Regions from separate parts of the Mus musculus genome. Here all the other regions are linked to region 1. The links are chromatin loops, found by intact Hi-C in ENCODE. Cell type or tissue: left cerebral cortex. All regions are shown on one strand.

What was found. A loop is a pair of places that touch in the nucleus more often than their neighbours do. Peaks named below come from ENCODE experiments on the same cell type or tissue, not always from the same donor. Only the 100,000 strongest peaks of a DNase experiment are listed, where the experiment ranks them.
Region 2: it touches region 1 in a loop (2.4-fold over the local background); 2 of 42 quality-filtered maps call a loop at or near these places.
Region 3: a loop joins it to region 1, with 8 times the contacts of the local background. A loop is called at or near these places in 5 of 42 quality-filtered maps.
Region 4: a loop joins it to region 1, with 4 times the contacts of the local background. A loop is called at or near these places in 5 of 42 quality-filtered maps.
Region 5: it touches region 1 in a loop (7-fold over the local background); 7 of 42 quality-filtered maps call a loop at or near these places.
Region 6: a loop joins it to region 1, with 5 times the contacts of the local background. A loop is called at or near these places in 6 of 42 quality-filtered maps.

The regions. Positions count from the first base shown.
Region 1 is chr6:136,171,418-136,175,417 of GRCm38, forward strand. It overlaps Grin2b (glutamate receptor, ionotropic, NMDA2B (epsilon 2)), which reads right to left and starts at 2,128. Exons shown (of 15, transcript NM_001363750.1): 1 at 2,056-2,128; 2 at 1,448-1,520; 3 at 1-465. It overlaps Gm26653 (a long non-coding RNA gene), which reads left to right and starts at 1,611. Exons shown (of 3, transcript XR_378074.4): 1 at 1,611-1,692; 2 at 2,437-2,557; 3 at 3,083-4,000. In left cerebral cortex, a CTCF peak has its summit at 2,287 (motif pointing left); DNase peaks (open chromatin) are centred at 201, 917, 1,556, 1,849 and 3 more places; H3K4me3 peaks cover 2,569 bases; H3K27ac peaks cover 2,557 bases.
Region 2 is chr6:135,630,827-135,634,826 of GRCm38, forward strand. No RefSeq gene overlaps it. Among named protein-coding and RNA genes, the nearest start is that of 4930425L21Rik, 26 kb to the right of the region's middle. In left cerebral cortex, no CTCF peak of the experiment used is centred here; a DNase peak (open chromatin) is centred at 2,044; H3K27ac peaks cover 471 bases.
Region 3 is chr6:136,300,733-136,304,732 of GRCm38, forward strand. No RefSeq gene overlaps it. Among named protein-coding and RNA genes, the nearest start is that of Gm26105, 22 kb to the left of the region's middle. In left cerebral cortex, no CTCF peak of the experiment used is centred here; DNase peaks (open chromatin) are centred at 3,309 and 3,800; H3K27ac peaks cover 1,167 bases.
Region 4 is chr6:136,240,195-136,244,194 of GRCm38, forward strand. No RefSeq gene overlaps it. Among named protein-coding and RNA genes, the nearest start is that of Gm26105, 39 kb to the right of the region's middle. In left cerebral cortex, a CTCF peak has its summit at 1,910; DNase peaks (open chromatin) are centred at 477, 591, 1,495 and 1,660; H3K27ac peaks cover 2,335 bases.
Region 5 is chr6:135,905,347-135,909,346 of GRCm38, forward strand. All of the region lies in intron 5 of Grin2b (glutamate receptor, ionotropic, NMDA2B (epsilon 2)), which reads right to left. Among named protein-coding and RNA genes, the nearest start is that of Gm14330, 55 kb to the left of the region's middle. In left cerebral cortex, a CTCF peak has its summit at 2,359; DNase peaks (open chromatin) are centred at 296, 1,010, 1,544, 1,991 and 4 more places; H3K27ac peaks cover 4,000 bases.
Region 6 is chr6:135,435,024-135,439,023 of GRCm38, forward strand. No RefSeq gene overlaps it. Among named protein-coding and RNA genes, the nearest start is that of Emp1, 74 kb to the left of the region's middle. In left cerebral cortex, no CTCF peak of the experiment used is centred here; DNase peaks (open chromatin) are centred at 1,554, 1,740 and 3,156; H3K27ac peaks cover 541 bases.

The DNA.
Region 1 (4,000 bases):
TGGTTTGTAGAAGCCAAAGCTCTAGGCGGACAGATTAAGGGAGAGCGCATGTTGGGAATATCCAGAGTCCTCTTCTCGCTTGCATATCCACATAAGAAAGACGGAGGATAAAGGGACAGAAGAACATTTAAAATCCAGTGGAGTGTGAATTTGGTTTTAATCTTGTGTCTTGAAGAGATGTAAATTCAAAGGAAAAAATGTAATGTGAAAGGGAATCTCAGGGTGTGGAGAGCGGCTCACAATGCAGAATCCAGAGCCATTATTCCATGTGCATGTGAGGTTAGTAGCCCGAATATATAGATTTAAGGAGTCTCCGGCAATTAAGGGTTGGGTTCTCTTTTCTTTTTTCTTTTCTCTTTTTCTTTTTAATTTTTTGGAGCTTTAGTAGAGGAGTCTCTGTGTGGAGAAGCTGGGGGCAGGCTCTGTCCCTCCGTGGAGCGTGGTCATTCCCAAAGCGTCCCCTTCCTAAGGGGAAAAAACGAGGAGGTCAGGGTTTGATTCGAGTGTCTCCCGGAGGGTTAGCAAAATGCATGCCGGAAAAAAAAATATAGATATCTCTATACCAAGTCGTTATAAGGAAAGGGGGAGGAAACCCTGCATTTCCCACAGAGTACACACCAGAGGAATTGAAAACAGCTGGCACCAATCTATAAATAATTCCGAAAAGGTCTGCCTATGCCGTTCCTGGGACAGGCATGGATGAAAGGTGAGAAAAGCCAACCTGAATGGAAGAGAGGGAAGAGGGAAGTGGAAAGCAAGGAGGAAGGCAGGGAGAGGAGGCTCCACACAGCAGTTCACACTCACACACACGCGCGCGCGCGCGCATGCACGCACACCATCCCCACTTAACTCGCCAGTGAGTGCGGCCCCCAGCCCCATCTGCAATGCTGCTGACACGTCTGGCTCGCTCTCCTCATCTCCTCCAGCAGCGGAGCCTCCTCCCACCCCGGGCTCGTGCTCAATGGGTTCTGATTGTGCACCGGCCGCACACTGGGCATTTCTTGGATGGGGCACACTGACACGCGCGTACACACGCCCCCGACGCGCACGCGCCCCCGCGCGCACTCACACTCACCCCCGCGCACACTCACGCCGCCGGCGCGCTGATGTGCAGCGCACCGGGCTGCACCTGCAGCCAGAGGATTGGACTGGAGGGTCGCAGCGCGTGGCTCCCGCCTCTGGCACCGCTGCCCAGCCTCTCCCCTAGAAGGGATTAACCACCTCAGAAAGACCAAAGGCAGTCCTGTCCCCTTCCCCCTCCCCAAAAATATCCTTTTGTTTAAAAGGAAAAATAAAAAACCATCCAAAATAGCAAGTGCCCGGTGCTGCTGGATTGGAAAGCTGTACCCAATACCAGGTTGGTTAGCAGTGCCAAGGCTTCGAGCCTTTATCTGCCTGATTTCTCCAAACCCTCAAAATTGAGACTCCAAAGCGGGCATTTACGTACCGGTTCTGCACCTCCGAGGTGGCAGTCTCCGGAGAGGGGTGGCGGGTGTCGAGGGTTTGAGACGTTTTCTTTCCTGCAAAGCAGGATAAATGGATCAGTCTCCTGGGTTGGGAAGTTCACTACGACTCTTTGCAGAGCAGAAGGAAATGTATTCGGATGCCAGCTCCGCTGGATGCCGGGGATAGAAAGGCAGCTTGACCCGAGAAGCGCTTCTCCATAGAGCCAAGCCCCGAGATTTCCTAGAGGTGAAGGAACCCAAGGAAGTGGTGCTGGAAAGGGGGTGGGGGAGGACCTTCCTTTCTCAAAAAGGGGGGGGGGGAGTGGAGAGGCAAGAGAGCCCAGATTCCAGTTGGTGGTGATGGGAGCCGGGGGAGGGGAAGCGGGCGGGGGCAAGTCAAGCGTTCGGCAGCAGGAGAGGAAGAGCAGGGGAGGAGGGGGAGAGTAAGAAAAATGGGTATTAATCACCGGCGACGCGGGGAGGGCGGGGACATCAAAGGTCCTGGTCTTGATTTGGGTCTCACACCCAGGAACGTGCCACTCAAGCGCGCGCTCGCGCGCGCACACCACACACACACACACACACACACACACACACACACACACCCTACCTCTCACACAGGAGGTTCAGGAGGAGAAACCCAAGAGGCAGGGTGTGTGTGCACGCGCGTCCTCTTGCTCTCCACCCCCCACCCCTCCCCACTCCCAAACCCCCTCCATCACCCCCTCACTCCCACTGCTAAGACTCTTGGCTGAGGCTGCTTCTCACGTCATGAGCTGGGGGAAGTGGGGTAGCCAGGGGGTGGGAAAAGCTTAACCCGAGGCCGTGGTGCCTCCTCCTGGCAGCAAGAAGGAATAGCAGCGAGATGGGGCGGCTTAAGGGAGAGGGGAAACAGTGGCCACCTTGGACCACCGCGCAGGGCTGTGCACCTCAACCCGAAGGCCATGCTGCAGACTGACACTGAAACCACTCCCCTGGTTCCATTCAGCAGTCTCTGCTTAGTACCTGCTTTCCGGGTGCAGAGTGCAACTTGATGACAGGATTCTTGTCTTCAGGGAGCTTGAGATCTGTCTTCAGTGCAGGAAATTGACAGTTAAACAATAGGGAAGCAGGTAAATGTAATTAAAAGGCTGAATTGTACAGCAGTGTGTGTGTGTGTGTGTGTGTGTGTGTGTGTGTGTGTGTGTGTATGTGTGTATGTGTGTGTATGTGTGTATATGTGTGTGTGTATGTGTGTGTGTATGTGTGTGTGTATGTGTGTGTATATGTGTGTATGTGTGTGTATGTGTGTGTGTATATGTGTGTATGTGTGTATATGTGTGTGTGTGTGAGTGTGTGTGATATTTTCCGGCTGCTGGGAAAGATTTGAGGACTTTGGGGTTCTTTTTTAAGTGGATTGCGTTATTTAAAGATCTCAAGCAAAAATGATAGACAAACGAATGTTTCCCATATGAAATGATTTTACAGCACTGACTAACCCAGCTTCTCTAAAACGGAAAATAGCAGCCATTTCTCTCCCTCTTGAGCTGTTTTATGTTTTGGGAGTCCTTGTGATCACTTGTAGTATTATCTATTCTTCAATATTAATATCCTTGTAGATACATCCTTGTTATTCTCACCCATTGTCTCTGTTACAGTGGAGGTGAACTTTTATGGCAGTAAAACAACGGGCTTCTCACTCACCAACCTGGGAGAATGTGACCGGAACACACAGGGATCGGTCCCATTCCAAGCAGCCTGGAACTCCGGTCTACGGGCCAATGCGCACTGGCCTCTAGTCCAGTCAGCACCAGGAACACCTCAGGCGGGTTCTCCACAGCAGTGTTTTTTCCCGTTCCCTGAACTTTGTCAGGCTAATTCTTGGCATCTAATGTTTTCACGACACACAGAGGAGAACACAAATATCGCGTATTCAAAAGCAATACCGTGTGCCTCTCTGTGACCATTCCCATTCTTTCCCGAGACAAAGTGAGGTTGCGCATCTACTCCTTTGGGAAAGTGTGGAATGTGGTCACTGCTCTCTGCTGGATGCACACAATGGCCGACTGGACCCAATCATGTGCATGTTCTAGTGACTGGAACAAAGGCAGATGCCCTAAGCCAGGACACAGTGAAGCACGCTGCCCTTGCTCTTACAGTAATGTTTTCTTTTTTTCTTTTGAAATGAGATCTACACCCACTTAGGCACCCTTGTGGGTTGACTGGTAACCTACTATTCTAAATATGGCTATCTTTTACGTTTCACCTCGTGGGCCACCCTTCCCTCCCGATGCCCTTTTCCAAAACTTGCATACTACTCTTATTTGTTTTCATTTCTCCTGTTGCCCAAACCTAACATTTCCATTTCAGTCTATCCACTTTCCCTAGCAGAGAGCAAAGAAGGAACACACATCTCCTCTGCCCGTGGCGCAGTCCACGGTGCTCTCCTTTGGGAGTCTAATTCCAGGTCGTTTTCATCATCCAAGCCTGAATTGATTTCTGTAAGCATTTCAAGGATTTGATAGTGAGAGGTGGCATCTGGCCATCTCACTCTCCGAGTCTACCTGTTCTGTGTA
Region 2 (4,000 bases), 540 kb before region 1:
TGGCTGGTCAACTCAGCTGTTCTGTCTCAAATTCTTCACCAAGGTGACTGATTCAATCTTTCTTTTCTTGGCTTCTGACTGAATTGTTCTTCTTGGCTTCAAACTAACTCTGGCAATCTGTTCTAAGCTGCTGGCTCCTTCTCACTCTCTGGCTCATTCTGTCTTCACCTGTGTATAGCTTGTTCTATCTTTGCAACCTGTCTCTCTACAACTGTTCAAGTAAAACTTCCCCTCTTCTTTTTTTGCACTGCTCCTTAAGTATCTTCCCTTTCCTCTCCCTTCTCGTGAAAGTTGAGCAGATCCTATTCTGTCAAATCTTTCTCTGATTCATCACGTTGTCTGCCACTCACCCAAGCATCACTTTCAAACATGGGTGCTTCCATCAACAAACCAACTTTACCCTCATTGTTTAGGATTAAAGGTGTGTGTTAAGGGAGTCTCTGTATTCTAGCCAGAGGGATTAAAGCTGTGTGCTAAAGGTGAGCCACATACCATAACTAGAAGCAGGGTTTTTCTAGTCAACTACATAATCGCAGGGCTCACAGTGTGATCAAATATCCTGTAACAGTATATGTGCAGCGAGACCAGGCTCTCCTCCTCCAATCAATAGATAAGGAAAATAAACTAATCATGGCTGTGGAAGAAACTTGAGTATATGGTAAGAAGAAAGATAAGGCTGTGCCTATTTATAAGGAGGGAATCAGCTAGTGTTAGAGATGGGTTATGGTAGAACTAAGATGTCCTGGAATTTCAGGAGAGGGTTTATTAAAGATTTGGAAGCATGTTGGAGATGCTAACATGCTGCTGTGTGGGTTGTCCATAAACAGAAAAGAAGGTAAGATATAATACAAGGAATTTCAAGTCAAATTTCATTTTGGTCACTACTTGGCTTTGAGGAATGGATGGAATATACATATATGTATCTACCCATCCTTTCACTGATTCATTCAATAAGGATATGTTCATCTACCTATCTCTGATCCATGGCACCTTCTTAGCACTGGGGATACAATAAAACAATTTAGAAGACTGGAGAAATACATAGGAGTAGAACATTCTAAGTCATTATTATAAATAGGAAGATGGTGATTGGATATCCGTGGGATGCCCCTGGGGAATACATTTTGAATTTGTCACTCAATGGCTATGCATCTTAGAGAAGATGAAAAGCCCTGTCCTTTATGCCCCTCTGGCCTCTTTTTCATTGATTTGAAGTTCAGTTGAAATGATGTACTGAAGAGTCCGTGAGGTCAGTTTTATGTGATACAAATGTAAATTTCACTTAATTGTCAATTAATCTATCATACTTATGCTATCATAGCAGGTCAGACCCTCTTCATAATTCTGTTATAGTAACAGTGACACAAACTTTATCACCAGACTTTTTTTTCTTTTTTGAAACACAGGACCATTGTGAAGGTCAGGCTTGCCCACTACTCACTACAGAGCTCTCATTGACTTGAAGTTCACTTTGTAGTCCAGGCTAGCCTCAAACTCACAGAAATCCTCATATCTCAGCCTCTCATGAGCCACTATGCCTACTAGTTCTGACTTTCCTGATATAGCTTCTTTGTGATCTTTATCTTTTAGCGCTTTCTGTCCCTGTGGTAGCGTCTCTTGCTTGTGTTTGCTTCAGAATCCTGGGGCAGGCTAATAAAAACCAACCCCGCCTTTGGGAAGGAGAATGCTCATTAACAAAGGCTTTCGAAGGGAGCTTAAAAGAGAGGCCACAGTAGAACACTGGGTCGGGGTGTGGATGGGGGCAGAGCAGAGAAGGAGAGCAAAGGGAGATACAAAACCAAGAAGAGAAGTCATTGAAAGCAAGAGGGGGAAAGAAGGACAGATGCCCTCAGCTCTCCAGCGTGTGGGAAGAGGAGAAGGTGCCTCCCTATTCATACAGCTTATCTTCTCGATCTGCAGTGTTTTTGTGGATGTCTGAATAGAGAGCAGTGTGTGTGTGTGTGTGTGTGTGTGTGTGTGTGTGTGTGTGTGTGTGTGTGTGTGTGTTAGTAACAGTCATCTATTTATAGGCCCTAAATTATATGCCATGGAAGCCTCTCTGAGACAAGATGTGTTATTTGGCTGCCAGAAGGAGAAGCTAACGGGATAAGAAGCTTCTCCATTTCTTTCTTCCCTTCCGTCACCCTCTCCCATCCAGCAGGTCCTACGGTTAGTAGCAACTGCCTACTCTAGGGTTTACAATGAAACTCTAATGAAGGAGAAAAGAGAACTCTGCAGCTCTGACTCCAGGAAGCTGTGTCTCCACCGTGACCCCAAACCTATCATCTTTCAGCTGTGTGGAGAAAGCTAAGATCTTTTCTAGGTCCCCTGTATTACCAAGAGGATATTGAGGTCAACGGGATGTTCCCACCTTAGGCTCCCCGGGACCTCGAAACAGAAGAACAGAACAGTCATCTTGTACAGCCTAGTTCACCCTCTCTCTCAATCAGCGTACATACCAAGCCATCATTCCTATTTCCAGTTCCAACTGGTATTGCTCACCTTGGGAGCCATGGCGATTCATTTCACTCTCCTTCTGGCCATCATTGCAAAGCGCCAGCTCATCTTCACATGACCTCCACATGATCTTCAGGTATGGGGCGTTCTGTGTTCTATTCTAAGCTCAGTTCATATGAAAGGGTGCTTCACAAAAAGTTAGCTTTGGATCAGACCTCTCTCTGCCTGTGACCAACACTCATACAGGGCACTCAATCTTAATGCTTCAGTTCCTTCATCAATAGAATGGATAGTTTTCTTACTTTGATCATTTGAGACAGGATGTCAGATCACCCACACTGGCCTCGAACTCACTACCTAGCAGAGGATGACCCTGAACACTAGGGTTCACCTATCCCTTACTGACCTGCTTTGCTTACATAGAACTGGGATGACAGGACTACTTGGCTTAGAATGGAATTAGGGATAGAATATTCTTTATAAGACTATTAAGAGAGATTGAATGAGTTAATGTCGGCAAATCACTTAACAAATGTGAGAGTGATCGGCCTTGCATGGTTTATTATTATCATCACCACTATCATCATTGTGCTAACGCCTTAGTGGGTGAGAAAAGCTGTCAATCCCAGAGCTCTGGTTATGAACAGGAAAAGAGCAGGTACTGTGCTTCTTCTTTTTTCATTGAAAAAGAAATTTATACAATATACTCTGATTTCCCCTCCCCGAACTCATCACAGATCCTTCCTACCTCCCCACACATCCAAACCCACACCCTTTTCCTTACCCCTCTCATTAGAAAACAAACAGAACTCTAAAAATATAGAAAAACCAATAAAAGAATAATAATAATAAAGTAAAAGCAGACCTAAATAGGACAAAACAAATGTACAGGAAAAAAAGAGAAACAAACAACATCCCCAAAGCCCAGAAACACATAAACATGCAGAGAAACACACAGAAGTCCCATAAAGACGCAAAATTGAAACCCATAATATATGAGCAAAAGACCTTATAGGGAAGATGAGGAGAAGGAAGAGGAGGAAGAAGAGGAGGAAGGGGAGGGAGGAGGGAGAGGAGGAAGAGGGGAAAGGAGAAGGGGGAGAAGGAGCCCAGACAAAGCATTGTGAGACAAAAAGAACAACAAAGGCCGGGTGGTAGTGGTGCACGCCTTTAATCCTAGCACTTGAGAGGCAGAGACATGTGGATTTCTGAGTTCGAGGCCAGCCTGGTCTACAGAGTGAGTTCCAGGATAGCCAGGGCTATACAGAGAAACCCTGTCTCGAAAACAAAACAAAACAAAACAAAACAAAACAAAACAAAACAAAACAAAACAAAACAAAACAAGACAAAAACAAAAAAAAAAAACAACAACAACCCTCCAAAAATACCATTGAGTCTCAGAGTTTGCTTGGGGTTGGCCATGTACTGCTGGGCATGAGACCTGCCACTTACGTGGGTTGGTTTTTTTTTTTTTTTTTTCCCCTTTGTGCAGTTGTCAGTTAGAGATAGCTTCTAGGTTAGGTATAGGGGCTTGTGTCTACTT
Region 3 (4,000 bases), 130 kb after region 1:
CTTTCATACATGTACATATAACATATTTTGGCCATATTCACCCTCCCCATTACTGTCACCTGTCCCCTCTCACAGGTACAGATCACCTACCTACCTCTCCCCAACCCGCCTTCCATCTACTATCAAAGCTTATCTATGAACCACTGAGTTTAATTCGATTTACATACAGGCACATGGGTGATGGGTTGTTAACAGGACAAAGGACAGCTATCAGAGGCTGCACAGCTAAAGGACTTGCCTCCCCCCCCCCTTCCCCCCCTCCAGCAACCATTAATGGCCTTTACATCCTCAGGGAGACTGCTGCCACAATGTCATTTTTCATCCTCAGTACTGTCTCAATTCTGGCTATACTTTTGTACCTGAGACCTCATCTGTCTTGTTGCACGGAATTCAGTGCTCCCTGAAGGCTAAAACCGTGCCTCCTTCCTCAGAGAAAAATCAACCCTTGCCTTACGCTGACCTGTGCCTCTCTTCTGCCAGAGTGTCTAGGAAGTTTTTTTGTTCTTTTTTTTTTTTTTTAACTGATTTTACTTGTGGTGATTGGAATGGGAAATGTCTCCTGCAGGCTTGGGGATCTGAATACTCAGAACCCAGTTGGTGGCACTGTTTAGGGAGGTTTGGGTAGTGCAACCTTGCTGGAGCAAGTGTGTTAGTGGAAGTGGGCTTTGACAGCGTATTGTCTCACACCGTTTCTGGATTACTCTCTCTGCCTCCGCTTGCAGTTGGGGATGTGGGCTCTTAGCTTCCCTCTCCTGACACTATGTCTGCCCCTTACTAGCATGCTTCCCTAGCATGGCCGGCTCTCATCCCTCTGGAACCAGAATCCAAAGTAAAACCCTTCTTCCATAAGTTGGCTTTGATCCTGGTATTTTATCCCAGTGACCCTCTGTGATTTGTCTGTCCCAACAGCAGTGCGCATCTTTGATAGGGTATGGGAGAGGTGGGTGGGGGGCATTGTTAGAGTCTCCGGTATGAAGACACATGTGTACTCCATGCTATAGAAAGGGATCTCCAGGCACATGTTCTGAGTAACGTGTTTACATTGTTGATGATTTATTTGTTCTGGGAACACGCACGAGTACAGCCCAGATGCTCCTAGGAGAGCACAAGATTAATACCAGCTAATGCTGCTAGAAAATGGCCCTTGAATGAAACCTGTGGGGAGAATTCTGGGAGTTTTTGAGAAACTGACTCACCCTGCTTTGAGTCAAGTCATTATGGTGACTATTCATCTCAGAGATCACTCAGCCAACTCCATTCTTCTCTCCAAAATGACCACATCTGACCTGTGCTTTTACCCACTGAATGGTCTCCTCTGCTCTTATCTGTCCCCGTGTCTTAAGAGGTCACTCAGAGTCCATAGTACAAACTCAAGCAAGCCACTGGGTGAGCAAGGACAAGGCCACTCAGAAAAGAACTAATACACAGAAGTCCTGAAGCTAGGGAGTCTCTGAGGTTGGTTTTCCTGGCCTTCCACTCCTGTGTGTCATGTGTGCATGTGTTCGAGCATATTTGTGTGCCTCTGTGTGTGCACATGTGTGTGCATTCATGTGTGTTTGGTCCCAGTTTGACCCTGGTTTGGGCCTTGAGGACAAACCCTAGCCTGGCTTGAGTTTTGAGACCTGTCTCAGTCAGTTCTGTATTGGGGTGACTCAGCAAGACCTGTTTGGCCCTGCCTCTGCCCTGCCTTTGCTGATGCAGAGCTTTGCCATTGGCCCTGTCAGTCACTCCATACCCTCTGTCACCCTTCCCCACCTCCTACATCATCTTACCCCACCAAAAATCCCCCTTCCTATGCTCCAAACTTATATAATCGAGAGGCTGATGCCATAAAGTTGGGTTCCTGCTTTGACAGACTCCCGGCCTGGGTGTGTTTCTTTGGGGCCATCACCATTAACCTCCAGAGAGACCCCAAAGAGTGCAGAACAGGGACCAGTATGGGAGAGACCCCAATGGGTCCAGAACAGGGACCGGGACCAGGACCTAGACCTCTCTCCTCTCAGCTGGACCTGTGTGTGAATGCAGGCACATGGGAGGGAGGCACTGTATGTGTATGGATGTCAGAGGACAAGGGAAATGTCAGCCTTCATCTTCCTCCTTGTTTGAGGCAGGTATCTTCGTGGGTTTTCTGCTGCGTACAGCAGACTGGCTGGCCCATGCACTTCTGGAGTCTCCTTTCCCTGCTTCCTATCTCCTTTTAGGGGCACTGGATTACAAGTTCTTCCTCTGTGCATCAGGCTCTTATGTGTGTTCTGGGGATTGAAACTCAGCCTCGCCTCAGCCTCCACTTGTTTGGGTTTTGTTTTGCTTTGCTTTGCTTTGCTTAGGTGGTCTCGGGCTGTATCCCCCTCATTGCAGGTAAGTTACTTCCTCCACTAACACACTCCCATTGAGCTTCTCCATTCGCACTTCCTCGCCCTAATAAGCAATGAGATGAAGACTGGAGCTTATCACGCTCGCTTTAACTTATCTGGATCCCTTAAACACCTTTTTACATATTGAGTTCAACCTGATGAGCCATCCTGGTACCCACTGAGCTCTTCAAGAGGAGAATAAAGAAGGATTCAGATGAAAAGTGGCCAGGACCAGGAAGTGTGTGCCACGTGAAGCCACAGGTAACCATCAGAGAGAATGAAGACTATACATAGAAAACGGGATCAAAAGAGAGCCAGAAGAGAGTGTTTCCCACTGTGTAAGTGCGGAGGCCCGAAAGGGTGGCCCCTACAATATAAGCGGCATTTTTAAATTACTGTCTACCTCGAGATAGCCTGCAGCAGCCAAACAGACAAAAGGAAATGACAGGAAAGAAAAGTGGGGAGAAAATTAAGATTTATGAAGTGTCTAATATATCCCAGCAACCACACTGATTGCTTTCTGCCCTCTCTTTCTTCTGGCCCTACTACAAGCACAAAAGTGTTAAGCAGTTTGCACTCAAGGTGGTGGCTATTGCAAAATTCAAACACCAGCCTGTTTCTTCATGCCAGGGAATCCTGAGGCTACTACAAGGGCTTATGTCAGAGTTGGGTAGCTGAAGTCTGGGAGAGAGTGGAGCCTGAGGTAACCACCTCAGAACCAGCCCAACCCCATGTTAGAGTAGTTTGGCTGGCTCTATGTGTGGTCCTATGTGGACCTGCATGGAGGGGGCTGGGGATGTGTATGCATGTATGTGTGCATGTGTGTGTGCATGCATTTGTGCACATGTGTGCATGCATGTGTGTGCATGTGTATGTGTCATGAAACTACAGAGTAGGTCTTGAAAGGCAAGGAAGAGATCTGAAGGGAGGCAGGAGAGATGTAGTAATGGAATGTGGGTGACCAGAAAGCAGAAAAGAGAATGATTTGGGGGACGTTACAGGGGACATTAAAGGAAGGGAAGAATTAAAACAGAGCATAATAATGAGCGCATCTGGGGAAAAAATGCCATCGTGAAAGTCACCACTTCATACGCCAACTTTAAAAATTAAGTGTAAAAAAAAAAATAAAAATGGGGATGTGTTCAAAAAAAGAGATACTTATGTAAGTCAAGATGGGTGTGGTCATAATCCTTTGATCTCAGCCAAGTCAACTAACTAGCTCTGGGCTGTTGGTAATGGGGTAGGGGGTAACACAAATAACAATTCCATGAAGACAGTTTGATGCCGGAAGTAAGAAATCTGGATCCATATTATATAATCTAAAAGTGCCCCCACCACCTACCCCCACCCTACGCATGAGAGAAGGAAAGGAGGAAAAAAAAACTCACAGAAATCACACAGTCAAGGCAAATGCAGTGAAAAGGCTCATTGGTTACTGTGGCAACCGACTCTTCCTTGCTCTGGCTGCTTATCCCACGATCCCTCTGTCACCCTATTTTTAGACTGGAGACAACGAGTGAAAATGGCTTTAATTTTTTTTTCTTTTCTATGTGATTAAGACATGCATAACCTTTGGGGAAAGACTCAGAAGACAGAACTTGGGAGTAGGGGCCAGGCCCCTGGTTCTGATTCTGAGGACCTGTGTC
Region 4 (4,000 bases), 69 kb after region 1:
ATACACACACATACCTGCATTCATGCATATGCAAACACACACACACATACACAAAGGAACACATGTAAAAACACACACACAAGTTCACATCCACACATGTGCATGCACACACAGACACTAGCACATATGCATAGACACACACATGCACACACACACACACACACACACACACACACACACACACACATCCCTTGCAGAGTCTTAGCCATCACAGCACGTGCTGCTTCTCTGAATCCCAGCTCCTTAATCACATTCCCCTTTTCTGGAAATCTCCTAAGCCCCACCTTTGGTTGCTTAAATCCTGGCACAAGGAGAGTCTCGAAGTGCTTGGACTCTCCTGTCCTTCATGCATGCCTTCACTTACTTCATTTGCTTGTAAATAACAGGATGCAGCTTTCACCTGTGCTGACTTGATAAGCAGCCAGGCAACCCACCAGGAGGAGCAGGATCCCAGACATAGCACTCCTGGGGTTTCTGTGCCTCTGGTCCTCCCTCTATAACCCCAGTCCACAGCAGGACTACTACATGGGCTTTTGACATCTTTTTCATTCACAGATCTGGCTTAGATAGAAACCAGCATTCTTTGCTCTAGATTCAATCGACGTGAAGGAATACCTAACCCAGCTTGAGCTAGAATCAGGCTTTGGTTGAATCTCAGGTATTCAGAGAACAATGTTGTATAGCAGGGAGGCTGCTAATGGACACCTAACTGGGTGCAGAGGATGCCAGTTCTCAGAGAGTGGGTCCTGAGCTGAGCAGACACTGAAAACCCTGATTGATTGCCATACCCCGTTTCAATGTAGTCTGTGGACTCGGGAGAGGATGATCATCACTAGAGTTGAGAAAAGTGCTGGCATAGGGGCTGAGGTGCAGTTTTACCTACACATGTGTCCGATGGCTTCCAACTGAGTAAGACAAAAAAAATAGTTACACACAACAGAATCTAGCTTTGCCTGGCCACCTACATACAGGGAAACTGAGTCACTATCTCTTTTAAATGTGTTCTACTTCTCATTCCTGTCACCTCAGGAGATTCCTTGGGAAGGAGATGTGACCAGTGATAAGGTCCTGCAATAGAGGAGTTACTGTGTGCCTGCCTTCCTTGGAGAGGGTCAGAAAAGCTGGCAGGGAGTGGCACAGAGGGGGGATGGGCCTTGGCAAAGTATGAAGAGCTGAGTTTACATCCTCTTTACATACCGGGGTTCCTCTCCTAATGCATCAGAGATCAAATAATTAAAACCCCTATTGCATTCAGGATTGTAGCCGTCTTTAGACTAAAGCAATGACCTGAGACCAACGAGTGAAGCTCCCCTTCGAAAGGCCCTGTCTTAAAGCAATTCTGAGCTGCCTCTTCTGTGGTACTCTCTTTGTGACTAAGAAGAAGACACCGATGCAGAAGCCTGTCTGTGGGAAAACTTTAAATAAAGAGAAGCCTTATCTCCTAGGAAACCAATTCCCTCCTCCTCATTCTCTGTGCAAAAAGATGGCCAGCTTTCCCCTCTCCCGTCCTCAACCCCATTTCCATTTCCTTCTTCAAGCCCTTTACAATCCAACAAAGCAAGCTTTCTAGGGGAATATATGCTTTTTGACGCTGGATAGTATCCAGTCAGGGTCCAACACGACTTCGAAATGCATAATCCGTTTGAAAAGGTTTTGGGGATGTAGGAAAACAGACAGCTGCAGAGTCATCTTCTAGATCTGACAAGGAGTCAGGGCTGTGAATAGGGAGACAGCTGGAGCCTCTGCGACACTGTTTTCCACTGGGTGGAATTTAGAAAATGTGTCTCTATTACTAAGCATCTGGTTCCTTGTATCACTTATAAGCAATTTCAGCAATGTCATGACCTCAAGGCACAGTGCCCTACGGAAGCTTTCATGTACCCATGTGTTCCATAGGGATTGAACCAAACACTAGGTGGGGCATGCGGGAGATAAAAGCAAAGAGGAAAACATTTAAGGAGGTCCCAGTGTAGGAGAGGAGGCAGACACATGGATGGATAGTGTGTCCACTAAAGAGGCGAAGGAAATGTTCAATGATTTCCCAAGAGTCAGGATTGCTGGGGTGATGGGGGACCCACACAGAGAGGATCTGAAGTATAGATGGAAGGCTGGGAAGACTGCTTATTCAGTTAAGGGCTTACCTTGAGAGCCAAAGAACTGAGTTTGACTTCCAAAACCCCTGTAAAAATCCTGCCATGCTAGCAAGAAATGGTAGTCCCAGTTCTCCAGAGGCAGAGACAGGTTCCTGAGACTCAGTTGCCAGCCAACCAATCATATCGGGTGAGTTCAAGCCAATGAGAGACCATGTCTCAAACAAACAAAGTGGATAGCACCTGAAGAAAGATACCTGAGATTGTCCTCTGGTCTTAATATGTACACACACACACACACACACACACACACACACACACACACACACACCACTGTAAGTATTTCAAGAGGGCATTGATGGAATCAAGTGGACTTCCACACATGGATAAAAGTCCATGAAAAGATATAGAATGTGGTGTCACTGCTCTTATTATAGTTGAACATGGAATGTCCCTCATGGGCATGTTTGAACACTAAGTCCCCACGTGGTGATGTCCTTTTAGGAAGATGTAGAGCCTTTAGGAGGTGGGGCCTTGCTGGAAGAAATGGATCAATCAAGGCAAGCCTTAAAGTTTAACAGCTTAATTCTTGTTAGCTCTCTTCTTCCTGACTGCGGAACCAATGTGACTAGCCTTTGCCAATCCTTAGTCATGATTCCCCACTACAATGTACTGACCATGTTGTCTTGAACATAAATCAAAATAAGCCCCTCCCACTTCTGGTGCTTATTACCCATATTTGATCACAGCAACAAGTAGTTAAGAGTCCTTCAACAAGGCCAGTGCATACATCTAAAAGCCCAGCACTGGAGAGTCTTGGGCAAGGAGATCACAAGTCCATCCTGAAACACAGAATAAGAACTAACCTTATAATCAACCATCCCACCAAAAATAGACCAGCACTGATGAAAAGAGGAGAACGGACTGGTGACTGGGGAGGCAGGAAGCTCCCGTTTTGTGAAGGACATGACCTGTCTATTCCCCAGAACTATGGATTTTTTTTAAAGACTTCATTTTTATTTCTCTGATGGTGGATCATTCACTCAGATGTCTACAAAGGCCAGAAGCAGGCACTCAATCCCCATAAAGTTGCATTTATAGGTGGTTGTAAGGTACCTGATATGGGTGCTGGGAATTGAACCTGGGTCCTCTGAAAGAGTAGCCAGTGCTCTCACTGAGCCACCTCTCCATCCCCAGCTGTTTTTTGTTTTTTTTGTTTTTTTTTCCTGAATGTCAGATTACCGCGGTCCTCAGAGCTGTGTTATCCTCCATGTTCTCTGCTGGGTTGCCTTAGTTTAAAACCTGGGACTGGGTTTCCCAGATTTTGAATTTGTTACTTTACAGTCTGACATCCACCAATTCGGGATCCAGATTCCAACAGCAGGAAGAAGTCAGTGGCCATGCGTACTCTTATGCAGAGGTTAGCAAGCATGTGAGCTTGGACCAGTATCAGGTTGTTCTCATTTAGCTGTGTATGAAGCACCCACGTTGATGCGACCAACAGCTAAGGGTACCATAGTGATTTTTTTCCAAAGTCTTAACCTGAGCCACAGCTGCTGCTTCCTGTGTTCTCAGAAAGCCACTTTCAAGATCTTGAGCTCCTGGCAAACTTCAGCTTTTTCTGACCTTCAGTCTTCCACAGGCTATGGCAAGTTCACACATGTTCTCAAAGAGGTGCGCACTTTCTGAGGTATCATAAAAAACATTTGATAACACTAGGTCCATAGCTGTCTAAAATACTTTCCTGGTTTCTGTTTTCCCTAATCTAGACTCTGGCTGGGGACATTTTAGAACTGGACCCTGTGGCTTGTAAAAAAAGAGGGGGGAGAGAGAGAGAGAGAGAGAGGATTTAATAACACAATGGAGAGACGATGAAGCTCGTGGCTAAGATGGTGGCAATAAGAGTGTTG
Region 5 (4,000 bases), 270 kb before region 1:
TTCCTGCATGATTCATATAATACCAGCACCAAATGGCTAGCATAGCATGAGGCTCAGATCACATCAGGCAGGAGGACCAGAGCACCAGCCAGGGAAGGGAAGTGTAAAGAGCTAGGGGCATTAAAGAATGGTCACAGGCCCTAAGCTACTAAATCCATGAGTCTATACTGGTCTGAGAGTGTAGTGTGGTTGCTATCTGTCTTTCAACCATCTGTGACTTCCAGTGAAAACCTTGGGTGTGTGTGGATATAAAATCCAGAAACGCTTATAATGCCAAATGCATAATTCTGCTTGCAGAGCCTGCCATTAAGTCGTGTGTAAAATAAGAATTCGACTGTCTGCCTGTGTAAGATATTTTTCTATCAAACCTCAAGAAGCCAGATGAATATTAGAATATGCTACACAAGAAATGCCTGGCTGGTTCCAAAAGGAGAGCAAGCACTGTAAAGCAATTAATAAATGCTATTTACGAGCGGTGATTAGCTCTTTTCTTGTGTTGCGTTATTGGTGAGGGGATGTAGGAAAACTCATATAGCCACTCTGTTGGAATCTCGATTTGAAAGGGAACAAGAACCCTAGATTCCCACCCCTTCTACTCATTCCACAAAGCCTAAATCTTACAAACGTAAGGATCAGATGCAAAACTTCTGCTTGTGAGGGAGACGCCTGGGTACGTGGAAGTCTGGCTAAAACCAATGGCAACGATCACCTAATGATGCCCCTGTGGTAAGTGCGCCTGGTGGCTCTGCCCTGGTTCTCTCCTACAAATCACAGGGAACTAACAAGAACAACGCAGCACTTTTTTTTCCTTTGTCTTCTTATTTCTTTGGCGAAACATAGCATCTCCCCCCAAGTCTTTAATCAGACAGTTGGCACTCGTCTGTTCTGCAAATGCAATATTCCTTAATTGTGTTTCTTAATACAATTACAGAGCTGTGCTTTGGCCGCGCTGGCTCACAGAACCGTGCCAAGATCGAGCCCAGTCAGAGCCACAAAAGTTTAAATGCCACACGTTACAGAAGTGCCTACCAGCCCCTGCCACCGTAGGATCAGAACCAATGAAACTAACTGCTCAAAAGGCAGAGGCAGCAGGGAGAGGTAGAAGGTGGACATCTCACTCTCTGCACTGTGGTACTCACCCACTGCTCCTCACTCTAAATACTATTTTCTCTTTCTTGCATTTCAGTCTACAATTCCATTAAATATAATAACAGCGTAGAAATACAAAGAACATCTTTTTTTTTTTTCAGCACGAAAAAACTTTCATTTTAAAGCCCACTGTGTGCTCCAAAAATTTAGCAATGCATCAATTTCTCATCGGGGCCAGGGCACACATGGTACTGGAAGCTTTAAAGTTCAGTGTCTTTTCTCTGTATATGGGTTGAACTAAAGACTCCTTAAAGCCAACCCATTCCGATGCTTCTGTTGCCAACCATGCTGATAGAAACTCATCTCTCTGCATAAAATAGACCCACAAATGTCAGCTGAAGGAACGGGATGCACGAGAGAATCAGGATTTCTTCTCATGCGATAAATGTTCACAGCTTGTACCCTTTCCAGAATTTGAGGTTCCCAACACCAGCAACAATTACAGTTTTTGGATTGACCTTCAGGAGGGAAGCAAAGGAAGGGATTCTTTCATGAACACCAGGTTTAAAATCCATTTAAAATGTCATTCTACCCTGTTCTGTTCATCTGGGCCACACAAATGACAGCAGAGTGGTTCTAAGCCCCTGGCTGCTGGAATCAACCTCCAAGCCCTGATACACATCGTTTCTGACTGAGCCTGTACCCCTTTCTGGTCCTTCGGAGTTAGAATTTGCGTTAGGTCAGGCCCGGGTTCTGGACAGACTCTCATCAGTTTTCCTGAACTCTTCCATGCAATTGGCAACAAGAAACTGAGGATTCAAAACACAGGGAGGGGAAAACGGCAAAGACAGCAGGCAAGGAAGCCAGCTTGTCAACACTTCCCCGAGGCTGTTGACTCATTACCAGGTGATAACATTTTGAAAGACTCCTCTAGCTGGAAAACTAAGAACGCTAGCTGCTGATCACAGCAAATCTCCCTTGCTTAGTGTACAGTAATGCCACCGCTCCCTCAACCACCAGCACCCCACATTATCCTACTAAGAGTTGTGGGTTGCAAATCCCCCGCCAACTGCCCCTTCCCACTTTGTAGCATACAGTAGGCATCGGCCCATTATCATGACTACGAGGACAGATCTGCTAAAAGCTGATCCCCTAGAGTCCACTCAAAACATCCCAGTATTCCACTTGCCCCTTGCGGGTTAGTTTGGGGACTGGGCAGAACCGGGGAAGGAAACGCTTCCCTAAGGATTGTGCCGCCGCTAGAGGCCGCTCTGAGCCAGATTCTCGCCTAAATCTGCTCTGAAGGGAAATCGCATCAGAGGGAAGAGGCAGCACTGAGTAGCACCGGGAGTCATGGCAACACCATGGCTCCTATTTTTAAACTTGTGGGTGAGTGAGCACACCAAGTGTGCGTGTATGTGCGTGGGGGGAGGGATTGGGGCGCATCTCAGAGGAATATCCTCCCATATGCTTTTGAGTTTTCAGGGGTGAATAATCTGTGTCCAGAAGGTCATCGAATTAAATTGGAACTTGGGATGGAAGAATGTGTTCTTTCCTTAACTTCACTACCTTGGTCTCAATCACAAAAGATCCTTTAGGTCCTAAAGGCACACCTAAATTCCTGATAGCTCCAGCCAGCGTCCTCTTTAATGCTGATCTTTGTTCCTTCCGCGTGCTTTGCCAGCCTCTTGGGTGATTCACTTTGTGTTGCTAGAAGAGTAAGAAGTCTAAGACTGCAAATTAAAGGGATCTTTTTGCGGATGCCCCACTCCTCCTGAGGCCAATCAAAGTGCATGCTGGGTAGCATTTGCATCGTCCAGAACCTTGAACAAGCCTCAGTATAGAAAAAAGGGTGCAGACACCCACTGCCTATGTTATCAATTAAACCAAGTGCAAATGGCATCTAAAATGCAGAAAACTGGCCCAGGTTGGTTCAGCCCGTTTCTTCCCCAGCAGCACTCCCCCACCTCTGTTTCCTTCTGGTCTGCTCTCCGGCAGTGTGTATGCTTTGAACAAGTCCAAACTTATCTAACCTGTCAAAAATGAACGGTGGCCCTGGAGAACATCTGTAAATCAAGACAGAGGTCAAGGTCTTGCTTTTGTCTTAACACATGTCCAACGACAATATTTTCAATGTTCCTCTGACCTTTCTGAGTGCCAACAGACTCTAGAACAGAATGTTTGCCTCCTCCTCTATAGGAGGAATTGCATCGGCCACCTCTATGTAAATGCCAAATGCCGGGACCACGTAGCCATAAAGGCATCTCTTATAGGAGGATTTAATTGAAGACTGTCTGAGAGACCAAGGATTTTTGAAGTAGACAATGCCAGCCAATCAGGAACTGTTGTTTAGAAAAACTGCTCTCTTGGAACCAGTGGAGCATAGGTGGAGGGTATTAAAGGAGCTTGCAGCCGTGCTCAGACGAGTTTGCCACTGCACTTCTTACCTGCTCCCAGAGTCTGTGTCATTTACTCTGTGCCACCTCACCTCCAACCCCAAGGACGGGGAGGGTCAGCAGCCAGTAGTCCAGGGCACAGGCAACACTCTTTCATCACAAGATTCTCAGGTGTGGAGTGATTGGGTATGCTTTTCCATGTATGAGATAAAGAACTTGGGAGCATACAGCCAGAGTAAGAAAGAAACATCATCCTTTCTTGTGTGAAAAGAAAGGGGCCCAGAGCATCATAGCAAAGTGAACCTAGATACAAAGTGGTGTCCCCTGGGATCAATGTAGATGTCTTTAAAACACATTTATTGGATGTTGCCCTCAGGCTCCCTCTGGGTTTCTCATGGTCGAGCAGAGGCTAGTGCACATATGTGTGCAGTGCGTCTTTATTTGTGTATGTATGTATATTTATTTGTATGTGTGTGCACCTGTGTTCATTTGTGTGAGTATATGTTTGTGCATGT
Region 6 (4,000 bases), 740 kb before region 1:
GCTCACCCCTTCTGGCTCTGTTGGTTTTGTGGTATGATCCCCTGCTGTGATGTCCACTGATGTGGCCCGTGGGACTGGAAGCTGAGCATTGCTGGACTGAAAACCTCCAGCGGACAGCTTCCTCCACTTTAAATGCAGGCACACTCTCCTGACCAAGGCTGTAAAGTTTGCTATCAGGTAGGTCTTCTGTATTTTCTGGAGATATCTTCCCCCCCCACACACAAATTTTGGCAAATAGGTCTGTAGCTAGCTTATACTCCCCCCACCCCCCCCCCGCATAGAATTACTTCCAGAATTGTGAACAGATTTCAAAAAAAAAAAAAAAATCCTGATTGTGAAGCTCCATTTAGTTCACAAAAAATGTCATTGCCCTGCAATGTTTACTGGGGCCACTTTATCCACAGTCATGTTGTTTAGGAACTGACCCAATTTAAGAGATTTCAAAACCTCGCTTGCCCTAAGCAGAGGAAACTTTTGAAGATGACAGATAAGCTTATTGTCTCAAGGGCAGTGATGGCTTATGGGTTTCTATCTATATGTGTCAGCACCTGTCACATTATACATTTTAAACATATGTGGTTCATTATATGTCAATTACATCTTAATAAAGCTGCAGAACAAACCTCACCGGACCCCACATCTCTCCCTCTTCGTCTACTTGAAGTTAACCATGTTGTTGTCTTCAGACGACAGACATTTTACGAAGCAGACAGTACTGAGAGAATAAAAACACAGTCCACAGATTCTCACAATCTTGAATCAGTGATGTCTTTTTTAATAACCAGGGCTCAGAGGTATATAAATAGATAGAACTGGAATTCAGATGAGGAGAGGCAGAGGAAAGGAAATGTAGAATCTTGGAATATTTGCATGATGTGGGGATAGAACAAAATGATAAAGAAACAGCTTAAGGGGTCAGAAAGTGAGTTGGTTAGTTTTGGTGAGTTGGTTAGTTTTGGTGAGTTGGTTAGTTTTGGTCAACTTGACATAAACTCGAGTCACCTGGAAAGTAGTTAACCTCAATTAAGGAATCCATCAGATTGGCCTGTGGGGACATTGTCTTGGTTGATGATTGGTTTAGGAGGGCCCAGCCCACTATGGGCGGTGCCACCACAGGCAGGTGGTCCTAGGCTATATAGGAAAACCAGGCTGAGCGAGCCACAGGGGAGCAAGCCAGTAAACAATGTTGCTCCATGACCTCGGCTTCAGTTCCCAGCTTCTCTTGAGGATGGACCTCACCTGTAAGTTGAAATAAACCCATTCCTCAAGTTCCTCTTGGACACGATATTTATTACAGGAGTAGCAAGCAAATGAGGACAGAGTGTAAAAATACATTTTTAATCTAAAGCAAACACGTTGTTGCTCAAGTAACCATTCTGTGGCTCTACTCAGTAAAATGAACAGTGAATCTGCTGGGGGCTTTGAAGTCAGATGAACAGCTGACTGCTGGCCCCATTGCTGATTACATCTGTGCGCTTAGGTAACATCCTCAGCTGAGCTTCAACTTTCTGCTTCCGTAAAAAGACACAGGGAGAGGGAAATTATCTCTCGTGGGTGTTGTGAGGATCAGACAGGATAAGATAAACCCAGAGCTTTGTCTAGAATCTTACACACAACAGGTCATGTTTCTCCCTACTTTAGCTTTCCTTTTAAAATGTTTTATTCAGGGCTGAAGAGATGGGAGATTTTGTTGTCGTCGTTGTTGTTTTCTCAGTGATGTGCTCGGCGTGCAAGCATGAAGACCTGAGTTTAACCCTCAGCACCCACACAAATGCTGGGCCCAGTGGTGATTGCCTATAAACCCAAGGCTAGGCAGGCTGAGAAAGGAGGCTCCCTGGGGTTCTCTGACCAGCGAGTCTAGCACAATAGACAATAGCAGAATAGATTCAGTGAGAGACCTTGCCTCAAGGTGGAGAGCTATTAAGGAAGACACCTGAAGTTGACTTTTGGTACAAGTATGTATACACACACACACACACACACACATACACACACACACACACACACACACACACACAGAGAGAGAGAGAGAGAGAGAGAGAGAGAGAGAGAGAGAGAGAGAGAGAGAACCACACAACATTTTTTTTCTATATGTATATATCTTCTGGAATTTCATCCAGTCCAGTGAGATATTTTAGTATACTTACATTTCCCTTCTAATTGTAGAAGTTATCCATTCTAGTATTCTTGAAAGGATTGAGAATATGAATCAACATGGTGGAAAGCCTCCCTTCTGTATGCGTTCTTGAGAGGAATGAATATCCTAACACACGAGAGCTCGTCCTAACCTGAGAAACCCGGTGTAGGCAGAAGCGTAGGAACAAAGAGGTGGGAAGAGAAGTACTGTGCACATTTTCTCATCACCTTCTCCCCTTTGTCCCTCTGGTTCCTTTTGAACATTTGTTTCAGGATATCATTGTCTCTGTTTTACACAGCATGAGAGAGGCATGCATGGTAATGAATCCTTTAGATTGCCAGGTTTAAGAATGCTACCTTAGGGTGCAGAGGAGGGTTAGAGGCACTAGATGACCCAGAGAACCTTCTACAGTTCTTCTGTTTCCTTCTTAAGGGCAGACCCAGGGCTTCTAGTCTTATTCTTGAATTATATTTCTTCCCAGTCGTCAGACACAGTGGAATTAGCCAGTCATCCTTGGAGGTTCCTCTCTGTGCTCCCCCTCCCCCCCGGAACCTCATAGTCCTCCTCTTCCTATTCCTCCTTCTCTTCCTTTGGCTGGGTCTTCAATGTATCCAGGTAGGATCAAACTATTATTGATTTTCTTGATTTTGCCTCCTGGGTACTTAGATTACAACCATGTGCCACCATGTGCCACCATGCCCAACCCTGCCAAATAATTTCTGGTTCCCTCTGAAGCACCTTTACACACAAGGCATTTTTTTTTTTGTCTGACAATCACTTCACTGCCTGTGCCAAAGAACCTGTACTGACTAGTTTTATGTCAATTTGACATAAGCTAAAGTCAGCAGAGAAGACGGAGTCTCAGTTGAGAAAATGCATAAGGTCTGGCTGTAGGGAAGATTTTAACTTAGAGACCCATGGGAGAAAGAACAGCCCATTGTGGCTGATGCCATACCTGGGATGACTGGCCTGGTTTTTATAAGAAAGCAGGATGAGTAAGCCATGATGAACAAGCCAGTAAGCAGCACCCCTCCCCCATCATAGTCTCTGCATCCATTCTTGCATCCAAGTTCCTGCATCCAAGTTTCTGCCCTCTGTGAGTTCCTGCACTCACTGCTCTTGCTGATGAACTATCGCATGAACTGTGAGCACAATAAATCCTTCCTTCCCCAAATTACTTTTGGTCATGGTGTTTCATCACAGCAATAGTAACCCTAAATAAGACAAGTTGCTACTAGGAGGAGGATATTGCTGTGGCAGGCCTGACTATGCTGTTGGTTGGTAGGATGAGGATTTTGGACTAGAAAAGCAGTTGTATGCTTAGACCAGGGCTTAATGGGCCATGCCAGGAGGAGTGTTGAAAGCAGTGGCATTGAGAGCAACATAGATTATGATGCCCTGGCTCAAGAGGTTTCAGAGAAGAATGTTGGTAGGCAGCCTAGAGAATATTCTTGTGATAATTTGGCCGAGAATGTACTGCGTTCTCCCTTTGTCTAAAAAAATCTGCTCAAGGCTACATTGAAGTGTTTTTGGCATTGGCAGAGGAGATTTCAAGACAATCTAGTATTGACTCTGCTGTGTGATTGTTAGTGGTCACTCTTACCCAGATCTATAATGAAAAGGATCAAGCTGAACAATGCAAAATGCAAAATGTTCAGTATGAGGAAGAAAGGTCACTGGGAAGTAGAATGGAGATGAATCCAGTGCCCAGAGAGTTAAAAAGTATAAAGAAAAGACTATTTCATACCAAATGGAATAAAAGGAGTGGTGACTTCAGGGCAAGACTCAGTCTAGCTACGTTGCCAACTTGTGAAAATGAATTTAAGAAAAGCTTAAAGAGTGAAGGAAACTGTCGGCAACAGA